2 separate regions of the Homo sapiens genome follow, and region 2 is linked to region 1. Evidence: chromatin loops called from intact Hi-C (ENCODE). Cell type or tissue: PC-9. All regions are shown on one strand. Each heading gives the region's core, and the rest is flanking DNA. Links, peaks and the distances in the headings are about the cores only. Region 1 overlaps MACF1 (microtubule actin crosslinking factor 1). Region 2 has its middle 18 kb from the start of PPIE.

Region 1 (8,343 bases), core at 78-8,077:
GGGGGTGCTTTGTGTAATGCTCCCAGGCCTGGCTTCTACTGTAAGGAATTCTTGTGTGGTCCTTTAGTCCTGGAAATAAAAGAGAAAGGGTCTGTATGGTTAAATTGTGTAGCCAGAATTAACATCCCTTTTTTTGTTTGTTTGCAGCCCCGGGAGAAGGGCAGGATGCGTTTTCATAGGCTGCAGAATGTGCAGATTGCCCTGGACTTCCTAAAGCAGCGACAGGTAAGACCATCACATGCCTTCCCCATTCTTCCAGGCTGTGTTGGCATTGGGGCCCTATTCAGAGATGTTTTTAGTGCCCCTAGTAAGCTCTCAGTAAATGCTAAATCTGATTGACCCAGTTCTGAGTCTTAACTTGCTAGTGAGCAATTGTATTCTGGTTAGAGAAATCATTCAGTACTCACACAGAACTTGTGACCTCCTTGAGAGGAAGAATGTTCACGGAGAAGAACATGATGATAAAGATGGAATTTTGTGGATGCACCTTAGGTGGGGGTCAAAATGAAGATGAAAAATAAACTAGAAAAGAGATGGAAAAAAGGTGTGGCATCCAGGAAGAGAGAGAACCAGATTGCTATATCAAGGTGAAAATGAGATAAGGGGGTAGTGTGGATTGTGGAATGCCACATCAGATCTGAGAAAAAGGTCTAAGTTGTTAAGCACTGATAACTTAAGTGAGCAGTTTAATACAGGAGAAAGATATTTAGAGTATAGTAGAGCTAGATATAGGAAGGGAGAAAGAAGCTTTTCCTTCCCTGGATGAGGAAGACAACAACCCATTTTTAGACATAGGAAGAGGAGCCAATGAAGAGAGTAAGAATGAAAATGAGCATGAGGAGGAGTATTGGTAGTCATAGAACGTTTCACCGAGAAGATACCCTAATGTTGTACTAGTCCAGTTTCTTATTATAGATAAAGAAACTGAGACCTGGACAGGTAAATGACCTGCCTCAAATCACAAGTCAGAGCAAAGCTGAGACTTTAACTCAGGCCTTCTGACATGCAGTTTAGTGCACCTTCCACTATCCATGCTGCTTTCTACACAGCACCCTTCCTCCTTTGCTTCCTAACTGAAGGAACCAAATCCAGGGATTGATGGATGAGAAGCAGAGCACAAGTGGTGTGGCCATCTTTGAAAAAGAAAAGAAAAATACCTCTTTTGAGAGACAAGGAGAATGACAGAGGGAGGGGTGAAGATACAGAGATGGTTTGTGGTAGAAAGAAGATGGATGAGGGAGTCAAAGAGTTCATCTGCTTAGAGTGAGCCATATGGAAAATATTTGGGATATCTAGGGTTGCCAAGCAACAACAGGGTCAACGTGACATTAAATGGTATGCATATTTTTGGAGTCAGTTCATTTTTGACACTCATATCAGTAATTCTCATTAACTTCTAAAATTCTCTGTTTGCTCTCATAACAATTTACTTCTGGTATAACATTTCTTATTTTCTTGTTATTTCTCTGTTTGCTCCAATGCATTATAGGCTCCGTGAGGACGGGGAATAAGATCTTAACATTTCACCTTCATCTCTCATAATGAATGGTCCTCAGTTGGCACTTAATAAATATTTGCTGAAATAAATTGATAAATAAAAGTGGTAGAAGTGGAGGTTGCTGAAGTGTTTAGGGTACTGGAGAAAGCAGCATTGAAATGCCTGTGTGTGGAGCTAGAGGAAGCTGGGGTGGGGGCCTTACTGGCAGGGTTTATGAGAAGAATTGATTAGCTAGAAGTCTAAATCAGGACAAAAAGTGGCTTTGGTTACTATGATAGAATGAAAACGTGGACAGGTAAGAACAGTGGATTCAAAGAAGGGCAGGGAGATTACTAGAGCCGTTCTTGGTAACGGTAAAGTCCAAGATGTAGCTGTGCAGATGGCCAAGGTAGGGAAAAACGAAAGTCATCAGAATTCAAAAGGCAGGCAATTTGTGCAGATAGTGTAATATTTGGGATATCAATATAAATGCTAAATTTCCAGGAAAGGTGATGATGAGGCAGGAAAAGAGAATAGGAGCTAGGTAGTGAGGTCATTGAGAAAAAGGTTAGCAGAGATTGGAAGGTGGTTTGGCCAAGGGAGGTAGACTTCACAATGAAAGGGGAAGGCTGACAGAGGTAGGACTGAGGAATGTGGACTTGGCTGGTACTGGTAACCCACCAACTGTCAACTGTTAGTGATTAGAAAAATTGAATTCTCGGGGAGGGGACAGGTTTTCCCACTTGCATCCTACTCCCACCGTATAGAAGAGGAGACCAAGATACAGAAAAGGGAAAGAACTTGCCCAGATGAATGTCATTGTAAGGGAGAAATGAGGCCTCCATTTGAGAAGGTCACTAGGGTCCTCTGGAGACACACAAGTTTCAGTTCAGTAGAAGAGATAAAGGGAGGACAGCTGAAGGACACTGTGTCGCAGGACTCTGAGGGTATGATTGAGGAGGCTAACAGAGGTGAAGTAGAAGTAGGGTGGTTTGCCCAGGACACTCCCAGTTTTAAAGTTCCACGTCCCAGGAAATTCCTCCGTTCCCAGCACACTGGGGCAGTAAGTCAGCCTGGGAAGAGGGTGTGTCAGGGCACATTGAGTTGTTGGGATGAGATTTTAGGAGTAAAGCAGGTGCTGCGGGAGGCATGGCAGGTATGGATATCTGTGACAAAGATGGGATAATGGAGGTGAGAGCAGGCCAAAGACTGGTGAGGGAAGAGAGGCATCTCTCTTTTCTGTCTTTCTCTCTCAGAACCTTAAGAAAAAAAAAAAAAAGGCAAAGAAGAAAGAAATCTTGGCCCTGATGGCAATAAAAAAGTGACCCACAATACCTTGTGCTTGCGAGGTTGCTTTTCTGGTGAGAAAGCAAAATGGCGTAGCTACTCTGATGACTTCTTATAAAGCTAATCATATATCATATAACCCAGCAATCCCACTCCTAGGAATATACCCTAAAGAAATTACTGTGCTCACACAAAAACCTGCACATGAATATTCATAATTGCCAAAATCTAGAAATAATTCACATATCCTTCGATGGATGAATGGGTGAACAAAGAGTAGCATATCTCTATAATGGAATACTACTCAGCGATCAAAAGGAGCAAACTGTTGATTCATGCAACAGCTTGGATAGGGATCTCAAGGGCATTATGCCGAGTGAAATAAAAAGACAGTTTCTTTTTTTTTGAGACGGAGTCTCACTCTGTCGCCCAGGCTGGAGTGCAGTGGCACAATCTCTGCTCACTGCAAGCTCTACCTCCCAGGTTCACGCCATTCTCCTGCCTCAGCCTACTGAGTAGCTGGGACTACAGGCACCCGCCACCATGCCCGGCTAATTTTTTGTATTTTTAGCAGAGACGGGGTTTCACCGTGTTAGCCAGGATGGTCTCGATCTCCTGACCTCGTGATCCGCCTGTCTCAGCCTCCCAAAGTGCTGGGATTACAGGCGTGAGCCATCGCGTCTGGCCGGCAGTTTCAAAATCTTGCATGCTGCATGATCCCATTTATCCAACACTCTGGAAAAAGCAAAACAAGGAATCAGGATCAGATCAGTGGTTGTCAGGAATTAGGGGTGAGAGTAGGGTTTGATTACAAGGAGGGGGCCAGCACAAGGGACCTTTTTGGGGTGATGAAACTGTTTTGTGGTGGTAGTTGCATGAATCTATACATGTGTTAAAACTCATAGAACTGTACACCAAAAAAGAAATCAGTTTAACTGTAAATCAATAATGAAGTGATGCAAAAATTTAATCAAAACAAAAAGTCCTAGAGCTCTGAGCCGTGCTTTTATTTCTTTTTCAGGTGAAACTAGTGAATATTCGCAATGATGACATCACAGATGGCAACCCCAAGTTGACCCTGGGTCTGATCTGGACCATTATTTTGCATTTCCAGGTAGGGCATGTGAAGTTTGGAATTCCTGTTGCTTTGTTTGGACATGGCCTAGAAAGTTGCACTGCCTTCCACAGACAGCATTGAGCCTTCCTTCTCTCTATTTGTCAGTGAACAAAGGTGGATGGGAGTTGGAAAGGAAAATTAAGATTGATCTGCAGACAAGCTGTTGTATCGTAAACGCAAAACTTCCTAATTATTTGCTTAATTAAATGGAGGGATTTTTTTACCCATTTGTGGTTTGGCCCTGTCCTCAGCAGTCTGGTTATTAGAGGTCTGTTTGCTCAGCTGAATCAAAATGAGGCTCTTGAAGGACTCAGAATATGAGGGTTGAGAAAAGCTGTTGGTGTTGATGCTTTAGAATGGTGGAGTGAAGGTTCATAGTCCTGCTCTAATGTAGACTTTTTCTCATCTCTAATAACCTTTAAACAAGCCTCGTTAATTAGAATACTTTAGTATCTGGGTTTGTATATGTGCTGGCAAGCACAACCTTGCAGCGGCCATCACACCCAAGAGCATCTTGAAGAATATTCACATGGTCACATGGCCTTCCTCTTCCTAAGAAGGCAAATCCTTTTTAGATCTGAATTGCTATTGGAAAAGTACAGCCCTATTTTTATAAAAAGGCTGTTCTTTTACATCCCTTTTAGGTCAGCCAAACAAAGCTATTTCTCAGACAGCTCTCTCTGATACACAGTTGCTGCACATGAGGCTGATGGATTAGAGGCTGATAGCTAGTGGGAATAGAAGGCAGGGTGCCGACTTCAGGGATGAGGCCAAGGTGACATCCTAGCTGGGGAGTTGGCGCTACCTGCTGGTTAAAGATAGAACAACAGGTGTCCCCGAATTCCTGAGAGAAAAATCTGAGTGCTTAGGCTTGTTTCTTGAGGCTCTAGTTTGGAAGCAATGCTGGCAGTCACCAGCATGGACAGGGCTAGGATTGTGTGGTGGTAATGTATTTTTGTGGAACCACAGGGTATCCTCAGGCAAGCTTTGGGCATAGGGATAACCAGGAACATGAACTTGGTAGGTGTGCTCTGTCTGGCAGGATGGGAAACTTTGTTGAGCTTTCATGGAGGACTACAGTTATCCCTTTGGAACTCTTATGAACAGAGGAGCTTTTAGAGAAATTTGTTTGTTTTTTGGTCACAAACCTGCCCTCACTGTGAGTGCCCAATGTTTGTCTCATAGGTGGGAGGTAAGGAGAATTTATTCACTGTCTCTATTCACCCCAACTACTACAACTAAATTAATTTCCTTTTTTTTTGACCGAGTTTTGCTCTTGGATTGCAATGATGTGTTCTTGGCTCACTGCAACCTCCGCCTCCTGGGTTCAAGAGATTCTCCTGCCTCAGCCTCCCAAGTAGCTGGGATTACAGGCACCTGCCAACATGCCTGGCTAATTTATATGTTTTTAGTAGAGATAGAGTTTCACCATGTTGGCCAGGCTAGTCTCGAACTCCTGCTCTCAGGTGATCCACCCACCTCGGTCTCCCAAAGTGTTGGGATTACAGGCGTGAGCCACCGTACCAGGCCATAACAAATGTTTAAATAGAGAAAACATTTTCTTTTCTTTTTTCTTTTTCTTTTTCTTTCTTTCTTTTTTTGTTTTTTGAGACGGAATTTCGCTCTTGTTGCCCGGGCTAGAGTGCAATGGTGCAATCTCCGTTCACCGCAACCTCTGCCTCCCGGGTTCAAGAGATTCTCCTGCTTCAGCCTTCCGAGTAACTGGGATTACTGGCATGCACCACTACACCCGGCTAATTTTGTATTTTTAGTACAGGGTTTCTCCATGTTGGTCAGGCTGGTCTCAAACTTCCAACCTCAGGTGATCCACCTGCCTCAGCCTCCCAAAGTGTTGGATTACAGGCGTGAGCCACCGTGCCCGGCCAGAAGAAACATTTCCTTGAAGCATTTAAAAATTTCATTTCTTTCTGTTTACTAGTTTTCAGAATAATTAGTTGGTTCGCTAAGATTCTCCAAAGGTGACCAATAATAGTTCCTTTGTTCACCATTTTTTTTTTAGTATCACTGTGACTTGTGGATTTTTAAGCAGACTTAATGTTCCAATCAAATACAGTTATTATTCTTTTTAATAAAATCAAATAGCTCCATCTTTGGCTGTAAAGAGGCTTTCAAGTTGACTCTGAGTCCTTTGGCATGACCACAGTGGTCTTTGATAATTTCCTTTATTTCTTGTGCGATGAGGTATTCCAGACTCTTTTTTTATATTTTCTGTCCCAGGCCTGAAATTCTTAATCTCCCCTAGGAACTGGTTCTCTATTTATTGACCACAGTCTGAATGCTCCTAGGTTGCCCATTATTTCTTTCTTTTTCTTTTCTTTTTTTTTTTTTTTGAAGCAGATTTCGCTCTTGTTGCACAGGCTGGAGTGCAATGGCACCATCTCGGCTTACCAAAACCTCTGCCTCCCAGGTTCAAGCGATTCTCCTGCCTCAGCCTCCCAAGTAGCTGGGATTACAGGCGTGTGCCACCACGCTCAGCTAATTTTTTTATTATTAGTAGAGACAGGGTTGTTGGCCAGGCTGGTCTCGAGCTCCTGACCTCAGGTGATCCACCTGCCTCAGCTTCTCAAAGTGCTGGGATTACAGGCGTGAGCCACCACACGCGGCTGGTTGCCCATCATTTCTAGGCTTTTTCTGTGGGCAGAGCTAGGCAATACTTGTATTATCTCTAAAAACAACAACAACAACAACAAACAAACAAAAAACCCCATGAATTTTTACTGATATTTCTAATTCAAATTTAGGATTGCAGGGTTTTGTTTAACCTCTTTGACTTTATATCATTTTTTTTCTTATACTGAAAATCTTGATCTTAACAACAGTAATGTGGTTACTTACTCTTTTCCTACACACACAGAGATCTGTAAAATCATATATATTATTTGTAATATATATGAATCCAAGTGACAATATGAATGTTATTGTTAGCAGTATGATTACTTTGAAGTCACTTGAAATAATTTCTCTCTATTGTTGTTAAGCCACAAATTCAATACACAATTAAGGTTCATTTGTTTTTATTTGCTTTCAGTTTTGGGGGGTTGCTTTTTTCCTTTCAATTTTACCTTACATTATGTAGATCATTTATATTGTTCCAAAGGGAAATTTTAAAAAGTTAAATACAAATTGTGTTCAGAGAGGTCTAGCTTCCATCTCTGCTCCCTCCATTCTGTATCTTCCCATTCTCTGTAGTTAGCTAAATGTTTTAAAACACCTTTTTGGTTATAATTTCTATTGTTTGTTTATTTTAGGAAAATGCATTCATAAAAAAAACTTTACTGAGGTGTAATTTACATACCATCAAATCAACTAATTTAATGATTTTTATGAGTTGTACAATCATCACCATAATCTAGTTTGGGGACATTTTCATCATCCAAATAAGATCCTTCTTGTTCATTTACAGTTACTGCACATTTTCATCACCAGCCTCAGGCAGCCACTAATTTATTTTCTATCTTGATAGATTTGCTTATTCTGGACATTTCATATAAATGGAATCCTATGATAGATGGTCTTTTGTATCTGGCTTTTTTCACTTAACATAATATTTTTTGGTTCATCCATGTTGTGGCACATATCAGTACGTCATTCTTTTTTATTGCTGAATATTCTGTTGTATGGATATATCATGTATTTTGTTTAAATATTAAGCCAGTTGATAGACATTTGAGTGGTTTTCACTTTTTCACTGTTATAAATAAAGTTATTTGCATACCAGTCTGTGTGGGTTTATGTTTTCATTTCTCTTGTGTATACATGTATATACCTAGGAATGGGATTTCTTAATTGTACAGTAAGCATGTTTAGCTTTTAAAGAAACTGCCAAATTGTCTTGCAAAATGGTGTATCATTTTACATTCCTACCAGCAATGTATGTGGTTTCCTGTGTCTTTACATCCTCACCAGTATTTATTGTCTGTTTTAGATTATAGCTATCACAGTGAGTGTGAAATTGTATCTCTTTGTGGTTTTAGTTTGCAGGAAAATGTATTATTTAATTGAATTCCACAAACATTGACTGGGAATGTTATGAGCAAGGTCTTAGATAGAGTGTATGGAAGATACACGGCTGAGTGCAATGGCTCACACCTGTAATCCCAGCACTTCGGGAGGCCTAGGTGGGCAGATCACTTGAGGTCAGGAGTTCAAGACCAGCCTGGCTAACATGGTAAAACCCCATCTCTACTAAAAATACAAAAATTAGCCAGGTGTGTTGGCGCACTGTAGTCCCACCTACTTGGGAGGCTGCAAAGCATGAGAATCACTTGAACCCGGGAGGTGGAGGCTGCAGTGAGCTGAAATTGTGCCACTGCACTCCAGCCTGGGCTACACGAGACTCCATCACAAAAAAAAAAAAAAAAAAAAAAGAATCTACTACAGAAGATACAAAATTGAACTAGATACAGACCATCTAGTTGGACTCTTATTGTTTAGGAGAGTG
Region 2 (8,343 bases), core at 136-8,135, 460 kb after region 1:
AAAAGCCATTTTAATTAACTGGAGAGAGATGATATCTCATTGTAGTTTTGATTTGCATTTCTATGATGATCAGTGATGTTGACTACTCTTTCATATAAGCATTAAGGGTTTACTTTTAGGTGAGTAGTATACAAGGAAGAGCATGCCTCGTGAAGACTGACACCCAGTCCAAAGGCAAGGGTAGGCTTATAAGGGCAAAAGCCACACAGTTTCATAAGGAGAGGTGATTGGTTTAAATAAGTCTTTAGCTTGTCCTCTCAGGATTATTTGGCTGTAATGGAACTGAGCCCCAATTCCATCTGTGCTTTTTTGAATCTTTATTGACCCAGTAAGTCCACGAAGTTGAATCCAAATAAACACTTGAGGCACAAATCGCAAACACAAGAAGTTCCTCATCAGGTTAGGGTTTTTGTTTGTTTGTTTGTTATGGGTTTTTTTCTGATTCTGATCAATTTTCCCAGAAGCAGTTGCTTTGGTTCCTTCTTCTGGGACCCTAACTGATTGATTTTTGCATTTTATTACTCATCCAGGCTCAAAGTCAAGCAGGGTGTAAGTCCATCTACACATGCTCAAGGCTTAGCAAAAATTTCCTTTATCATCTCACTTTTACAGGTGGACCTGTGCCACAGAGGAATTAAGTAACCTTCCCATGGTCACATAGCTGGTAAGTCATAGAGCCAGACTTTGGTAGGTGTGGTAGGTAATTTATTTTTCATGTGAATCAATTTCCCGCTGCCATTCTAACCTTTACGTACCCCTATGGGCCAATCCTTCCTAGTCAAGCAGGTTGACTTCAGAATTAGTGCATTTAACCACTTTGCTGGACTGCTTCGAGGAGAAAAAGAGACAGAGAGGGGAAAGGAGGGAAGAAGAGAGAAGGAGGGCGTTCCTCTGTGTGTATTAAGAGCATGTACTTTAGTGGCAAATAGATGTAGGTTAAAATCCCAGATATGGGTGAATTGAGCGCTGCTGGTGGGCAGTAGAGTCACTGCACCACCGCCGGGACCATGGTGTTCTACTTCACCAGCAGCAGCATTAATTCATCCCAGTACACTATTTACATGGGAAAGGATAAATATGAAAATGAAGATCTGATCAAGCACGGCTGGCCTGAAAATATCTGGGAGAGAACATAGAAGACATTCCAAAGGAAGTGCTGATGGACTGTGCCCACCTTGTGAAAGCCAGTAGCATTCAAGGCTGCAAGATGAACGTTAATGTGGTATATACGCCGCAGTCTAACCTGAAGAAAACAGCTGACATGGATGTGGGGCACATAGGTTTTCACAGGCAGAAGGATGTAAAAATTGTGACATGGGAGAAAAAAGTAAATGAGATCCTGAACTGATTAGAAAAGACCAAAGTGGAGTGGTTCCCAGACCTAGCAGCAGAGAAAGAATGCAGAGATCGTGAAGAGAGGAATGAGAAAACAGCCCAAATTCAGGAAATGAAAAGGAGAGAAAAAGAAGAAATGAAGAAGAGGGAAATGGATGAACTTAGGAGCTATTTACCACTAATGAAAGTTGAAAATATGTCTTCAAATCAGGATGGCAATGATTCAACTGAATCCATGTAAAAGGAGAAAAGGACCTTTGAAAGATGTGAATGTAGAGACAATTGCAGACCTTTTGGTTTCATCTGTATTCTGAAGTATAAAATACAACCAAAATTCTACCTTCATCCTACCCAGAAATTATTGATTTTGGAGTTTTAAAAAAATTGTACCTTTTTTGTTGACAGAAAAGGATCAGATATGTATAAAATAGTTGAACTTGACAGCATATAACTTAAAGCAAAAATGTTTTTGCCAGAACATGTCTTGGTACTTTGTGAAAGCTGGCTGCCCTTGTTCTTGAGATTGACTTTAAAATGAACCACTCTGAAAAGTACTTCTGTTGCTGTGATCTATCCCTGAAAACAGATGTCTTGAAACACTTTTCATATTCTTAAAATAATCTTCACTTCTGTTAAGAAGAACATGTTGGTGGGTAATTATGCGAATGTTTCCCTGTCCCTGATTTCCAGATTAGAAAAAAGGGCATATGGGTTTTGAAAAAGAGATTTTCAGAAGATTGTCAGCTTCAGTATTCACGTTCCATCGTGTCATCTGGGTCTGTTAGTGTAGTGACCCACAGCACAGTCTGTCCCAGCTTTTACGTCCTTGCTTCTTCTGAGCAGGGCCTCCTCCATCTTAGTATCATCATATTTAAAGAAATTGATGGTGTTCATCAAGGTGGGGCCTGTGGCAGTTGTTGCCTGAGCACCAAGTAACCCAAGCCACCTATGCAACAACTTCTGGGCTCTGGAGTAATTTCTCAGCATTGAGGGTAAAATAGGAAGGAATGCTCTGTTGATCATTTGGCAGATGTAGGTTACCTGATTTGTGCCTTGGGATGCAGCATGAAGCAGAAGTCCATATTGCAATTATGATTTTAGAAGGAAATAAGCGTTTCACTAGCCAGCCAAGTAATTATATTCTTTACCTTGAAATCATATTTGAGTTGTGGCCCCAGAGTTCAATTTCTCATTGTAGATTCAGTAACTTACTATATAACATTACTTCTCACTTGAACCACTCACTATCTGTTGTGATTCTGAGCAGAAGATGTCTTTTGATTGCAGTATGTAAGGGAACCCCTGTAGAAGGAGACAAAACAAGAAGAAAGAGAACAAAGCCTGCAGGACCAGAGGCATACAGGTGGACATTTTACTCACACCCACAGCAGCAAGAATGACCTCCTGCAGCAGATATTCCACCTGTAATAGCGCTTTGGAATTCTGGGCAAAACCAAAAGGCTAGTGTTTCCAAATATTCCATGTTGGTGTATGGGGTTGAACTGGAAAATTCCCTGAGGCATGATTCATTGGCCAAATTTTGATAGGGTATAGAAGATGACTTTAGAGATGAGTGGTTTTGTGTACGTGTCTAATGATATTCAGCTTGACGTTCTGCAATTTTAAAAGTTATAATAAAGTATAATTTTTTATCTGAAAAAAAATCCCAGATCTGCTTTTTGCTATTTACAAGTTATGTGAACTAAGAAAATTATTTAGATTTTCTAAGGCTCAGTCTCTTCATCTGTAAAAATGAGAAAAAAAAAAAAAGTACATAACCTAAAAGGGCAGTTTATTCTAGATGGTTTTTTAAAACAGCATACCAATTTATGATCCATGACTGCCCCCTAGAGGTAAAATTAAAATACTGCTCCATAATTGTGCTAAATATAATCCCGGAAAGAAGGTACAGACTACAGCTGTGATTATAGGTTCAAGTTGACAGCAAGACTCATGAGACAGAAATAAATTGTAACCTAGAATACAAGGCAGAAGATATGGCAGATGCTACATCTTTATCTCACCAGGTGGCCCAGCAGCTACCGAAGTACACATGTCCTGTTGTCATTCATCCACAGGGCAATTACAGCTGCCACGGGCTAGCCAAGGTGTGCAGCGATCACTTTGACTCATAGAACCTAAAGCCTTAGTCAGGCGCAGTGGCTCATACCTGTAATCCCAGCACTTTGGGAGGCTGAGGCAGGAGGATCTCTTGGGCCTAGTCTGAGACCAGCCTGGGTCTCAGGCAAGGCCCTGTCTCTTTAAATAAATAAATAAATAAATAAATAAATAAATAAGTAAGTAAGTAAATAACCTGAAACCTCTATTTCTCACCAATATTTCCTGCCATTCCCAGTTGCATACGCTCATGACCTGTATGCTCACTGACAATGCCTCCAGACCCATGCGCAGTTCCACACAATTGTGTAGTCAGCATACACAACATCCCCTGTTTATGTTAACTCTGCAGTTTCCAAGGAAACAGTATTGTGGAAGACCAAGGTCAGTGTCAGGCAGGCTTGCATCAGCCCCAGCCTGATATTAATTTTCCCTTTACTCACAGAAGCATAATTTAACATTAAGAAATGTTTCCCTGTGATTTGCCAATTAAGTGATAAAGGAGAAAAATCATACAATCCTCTCAAAAATGCAAAAAACATCATTCAACAAAACTAAATGTGGATTCATAATTTTTAAAAAACCCTTAACAAATTAGGAATAGAAGGGAACTTTTTCAACCTGTTAAAGGGTATCTACCCCAAACATAAACTTTATGCTTGAAAGTTTGGAAGCATTTCCATTAAGTCAGGAACAAGATTGCTATCAGCACTATTATTCACCATTATACTGGAGCTCCTAGCCAATGTAATAAGAGAAATAAACAAGAAGTGTTAACATAGAAAAACAGAACACTATCCATATTTGCAGGTGATATTACAGTCAATGAGAAAATCCAAGAGAATATAGAGAAAAACTATTTAAACCAATAAGAGTATTAGGCATAAAATATACCATTCCCAGGGTTGATAACAACTCTAAGGCATCTAGGACTATATCTCATAAAGGATATACTAGACCTTCATAGAGGACAATACAAAATGTTTTTAAATATATAAAAAGAATATGAATAAAATAATAAATGGAGAGATATTGATGGGAATACTTACTATTATAAAGGTATCACTTCTCTCCCAAAATAAACCTACAAATTAAATTCATTCCAATACAAACTCAGCAGGATTTTTTGTTGTAACTGGATTAACAGGTCCTAAAGTTCATATGAAAGAGTAAATGTCCATGAACATGCAAGATACTTCTGAAAAAAAGAATAAAATACCAGATATAACAAATGAATGTTAAACTACAGAAATTAAATAGAGTACAGTCAATTCAGACCAACCTAAAGGGGTAGAGAGCCCAGATACAGTCCAAACACATTGGTCTTTTAATCACCTACAAAGCCTCACATGATCTGACCTCATCTCTCCAGCCACTTGCCTCAGCTCACTCCACTTCAGCCACACTGGCCTTGCTATTCCTTGAACTTGCCAGGCCAGGCCAGTGTGGGCTCTTGACACTGACTTTTCCCTCTGTCTGGAATACTGTTTATACAGATAATTCCCTTACCTACTTCTGGTCTGCATTCCCATATAACCTTCTCAATGAGACCCACCCTGACTTCTCCATTTAGAATCATCACTCATGTCCCTAACTCAGATCCTTCTTGCCCTTCTCTACTTTTTCTCCACCCCTCACAGAACTTATCACCTTCTAACACTCCAAATAATTTACTTATTGTGCTCATTGTTTTTAAAAATCCATCTGCCCCTGCTAGAATGTAAGCCCCACAAGGGTATAGATCTCTGTTTTGTTAGATCTCAAGTACTTTAACAGTTCCTGGCATATAGTAGGCACTCAATAAATACCAGTGGAATAAATCAATGGAACAAGGGCATTTCCAGTAGTAATAAATGCTATAAAGCAAATAACACAGGGGCATGTGACAGAATAACTGGGGCAGGCTTCTATAAATTGATTAATCAGGGAAGAACTCTCTGACTGAGTGACTTGTAGTGGTAGGCTGGCAAATATTTAGCAACTGACTCCAAAACAAAAGCCCTGATTTATAGCTTTTGCCTATTTCCATGGTGTAAATATTCCCACCATGGCCAATTCGAAGTTACTGGCATAACATAACTGAATAGGGAGTTGGAAAGAGATGCACACACCTGGCTCTCACAAGCCAATGCAAGCCAGCTCCAACACACCACTGCACTTGTATGGAATGGGAGAGCTCCATACAGGATTCTTGAGTGAATCACTAGAATGTAAACTCGATGAGAATGGGATTTCCTGTGTCCTCAGCACCTAGAATATTTCCTGGTGTATTACATTTGCTTAGTAAATACTTCTTGAATGACTGAATGACTGAATACATACATAAGTGTAGGAATTTCTTCATTCACTTTTACCCAAGTGAGTACCTAGCTTATTTGCCACCTGGAATGGATAATTTTTTTACTGTCCCTCTTTTTCATATGACAAAATCATTTTCAGTAAAATCATGAAATAAAATGAATAATAATAAGAATAGGCTGGGCATGGTGGCTCACACCTATAATCCCAGCACTTTTGGAGGCCGAGGCGGGTGGATCACCTGAGGTCAGGGGTTCAAGACCAGCCTGGCCAACATGGTGAAACCCCGTCTCTACTAAAAATACAAAAATTAGCTGGGGGTGGTGGCGGGCGCCTGTAATCCCAGCTACTCAGTAGGCTGAGGCAGGAGAATCACTTGAACCTGGGAGGCGGAGGTTGCAGTGAGCCGAGATCGTGCCATTGCACTCCAACCTGGGCGACAAGAGTGAAACCGTGTCTCAAAAAAATAATAATAATAGTAATAATAAGTCCCAGAAATTAAAAAGCAGATAGTAAGAACTTTTGTCTATATAAATAAATAAATGCCAATATAAATGAATATTACAATACAAAAAGGAAAAGAGTAATTAATGAATAATTTTAATTACCTTAATGTGTTTTTTGAAAAAAGGAAAAAACCTACTTATTTTGTTCTGTAATGGTAATTAATATTACAATTATGATTTTTGAGCCTTAACTTCTGCAAATTTGTCAATGACTGTGTCTAAATTTATCTTTTTTGCAGCCTTATGTTCAATAGACAGTACAGACAGATTTTTCTTTTTCTTTTTGTGGGGGATTTTCTAGTAAAAAATGGAAAACCTGCTAGACAAATTCTTAAAAAGCTATAACACAGATAAATTTTTCTATCTTCACTCAGAGTTGATTGAAAAACCCATTTTATTAATTTCAAATTTAAAAAGGTTGTTTCACATGAAGCAACATACATACAAATACTTAGGAAAAGTCTTAAACATAGGAAAATTTGTCAAAGACTCGTAAAAACCCCATCTCACAAATTCCAGAGATTAAAATTCTGTCCATGTATTTATTCATTGGAACTTATTCAAGTAACTTTCAAATGTCTCCTCAGTTAAAAAAATTCCATTAAAATATATTTACCAGAAAATTTATCAAGTATTTATGTCATATTTGGTTCAAATAAAAGGGTTTCACTTCTCCTGCAAAAATCAGAAGTTTGCTAAATCATGATGAACATTAACATTATTTGATCCATTTGTTTAGAATGAGTGTCCAGACCTCTGTGAAAACAATTTAGTCGTAAAAACATTATCATTTTTATTTCTTCTGGTAGTGTAAGACCGACATCTTTTTTTATTATTATTTTTGAGACAGAGTCTCGCTCTGTTGCCCAGGCTGGAGTGCAGTGGCATGATCTCAGCAACTCAACCCAGGAGGCTGAGAGTGCAACCTCTGCCTCCTGGGTTCAAGTGATTCTCCCACTTCAGCCTCCTGAGTAGCTGGTACTACAGGTGTGCACCACCACGCCTGGCTAATTTTTGTATTTTCAGTAGAGATGGAGTTTCACCATGTTGGCTGGCTCTTCTTGAACTCCTGGCCTCAAATGATCCATCCGCCTTGGCCTCCCATGGTGATGGGATTACAGGCGTGAGCAGCATCTTTTGTTGTTTCTCTCAGTATTCCTCTTTGGGCTTCTTTTTTCTATGCAAATATCCATTTCCTTGCCTTTTATTGTTCCATAATTAATGCCCACCTCCATAATTTTGTATAGCAGTTGAAAGTTATTAATTTTTAAACAGCTTTATTGAGTTGTAATTTACCTATCATGAAGGGCATCCATTGTAAATGTATAATTCAATGATCTTTAGTAACTCTATAAATCACAATCCAGCTTTAGAACATTTTCATCATCTCAAAAAGTTTACTTGTTCCTGTTTGTAGTTAGTCCCTGCTCCCACCGCCAGCCCCAGGCAACTATTGATCTGCTTTCACAGTCTATAGATTTGACTCTTTTTGGAAATTTTGTAAAAATGGAATCACACAATATGTGGTCTTTTGTGATTAGCTTCTTTCACTCAGCAACGTATTTTTGAAGTTCAGCCATGGTGTAGCATGTCCTTTTTAAATTTGCTGAGTGGCATTCCATTATGAGGATATTTTCTTTATGCACTCACCACTTGATGGACATTGCATTATTATCAGATTTTAGCTATTTATGAACAATTGTGCTATGAACATTTCATGGACAAGTCTGTGTGTGGACATATACTTTTATCTCTCTTGGGTAGATATCTAGGAGAGGAATTGCTGGGTCATAGTTAGAGTTAAAATTTTAGTAGGTGTCAAACTCTTTTCAAAGTAGTTCCACCATTTTATATTCCCATCAGCAGTGTATTTTCTTTTTTTGCTGAAGTGCAGTGGCAGGATCATGGCTCACTGCAGTCTCACCCTCTTGGACTTAATAGATCCTCCCACCTCAGCCTCCCAAGGAGCTGGGACCACAGAGCCACCACGCCTGGCTAGTGTGTGTGTGTGTGTGTGTGTGTGTGTGTGTGTGTGTGTGTGTGTGTGTGTGTGTGTTTTGCAGAGACATGTCTTGCCATGTTGCCC

What was found. A loop is a pair of places that touch in the nucleus more often than their neighbours do. Peaks named below come from ENCODE experiments on the same cell type or tissue, not always from the same donor. Only the 100,000 strongest peaks of a DNase experiment are listed, where the experiment ranks them.
Region 2: a loop joins it to region 1, with 6 times the contacts of the local background. A loop is called at or near these places in 2 of 110 quality-filtered maps.

The regions. Positions count from the first base shown.
Region 1 is chr1:39,254,151-39,262,493 of GRCh38, forward strand. It overlaps MACF1 (microtubule actin crosslinking factor 1), which reads left to right. Exons shown (of 101, transcript NM_001394062.1): 5 at 148-225; 6 at 3,786-3,878. Among named protein-coding and RNA genes, the nearest start is that of MACF1, 54 kb to the left of the region's middle. In PC-9, for the core only: CTCF peaks have their summits at 4,673 (motif pointing left) and 4,873; a DNase peak (open chromatin) is centred at 4,701.
Region 2 is chr1:39,717,021-39,725,363 of GRCh38, forward strand. It overlaps the pseudogene CCDC25P1 and the pseudogene RNU7-121P. Among named protein-coding and RNA genes, the nearest start is that of PPIE, 18 kb to the right of the region's middle. In PC-9, for the core only: CTCF peaks have their summits at 3,190 (motif pointing left) and 3,390; DNase peaks (open chromatin) are centred at 3,181 and 5,711; H3K27me3 peaks cover 531 bases.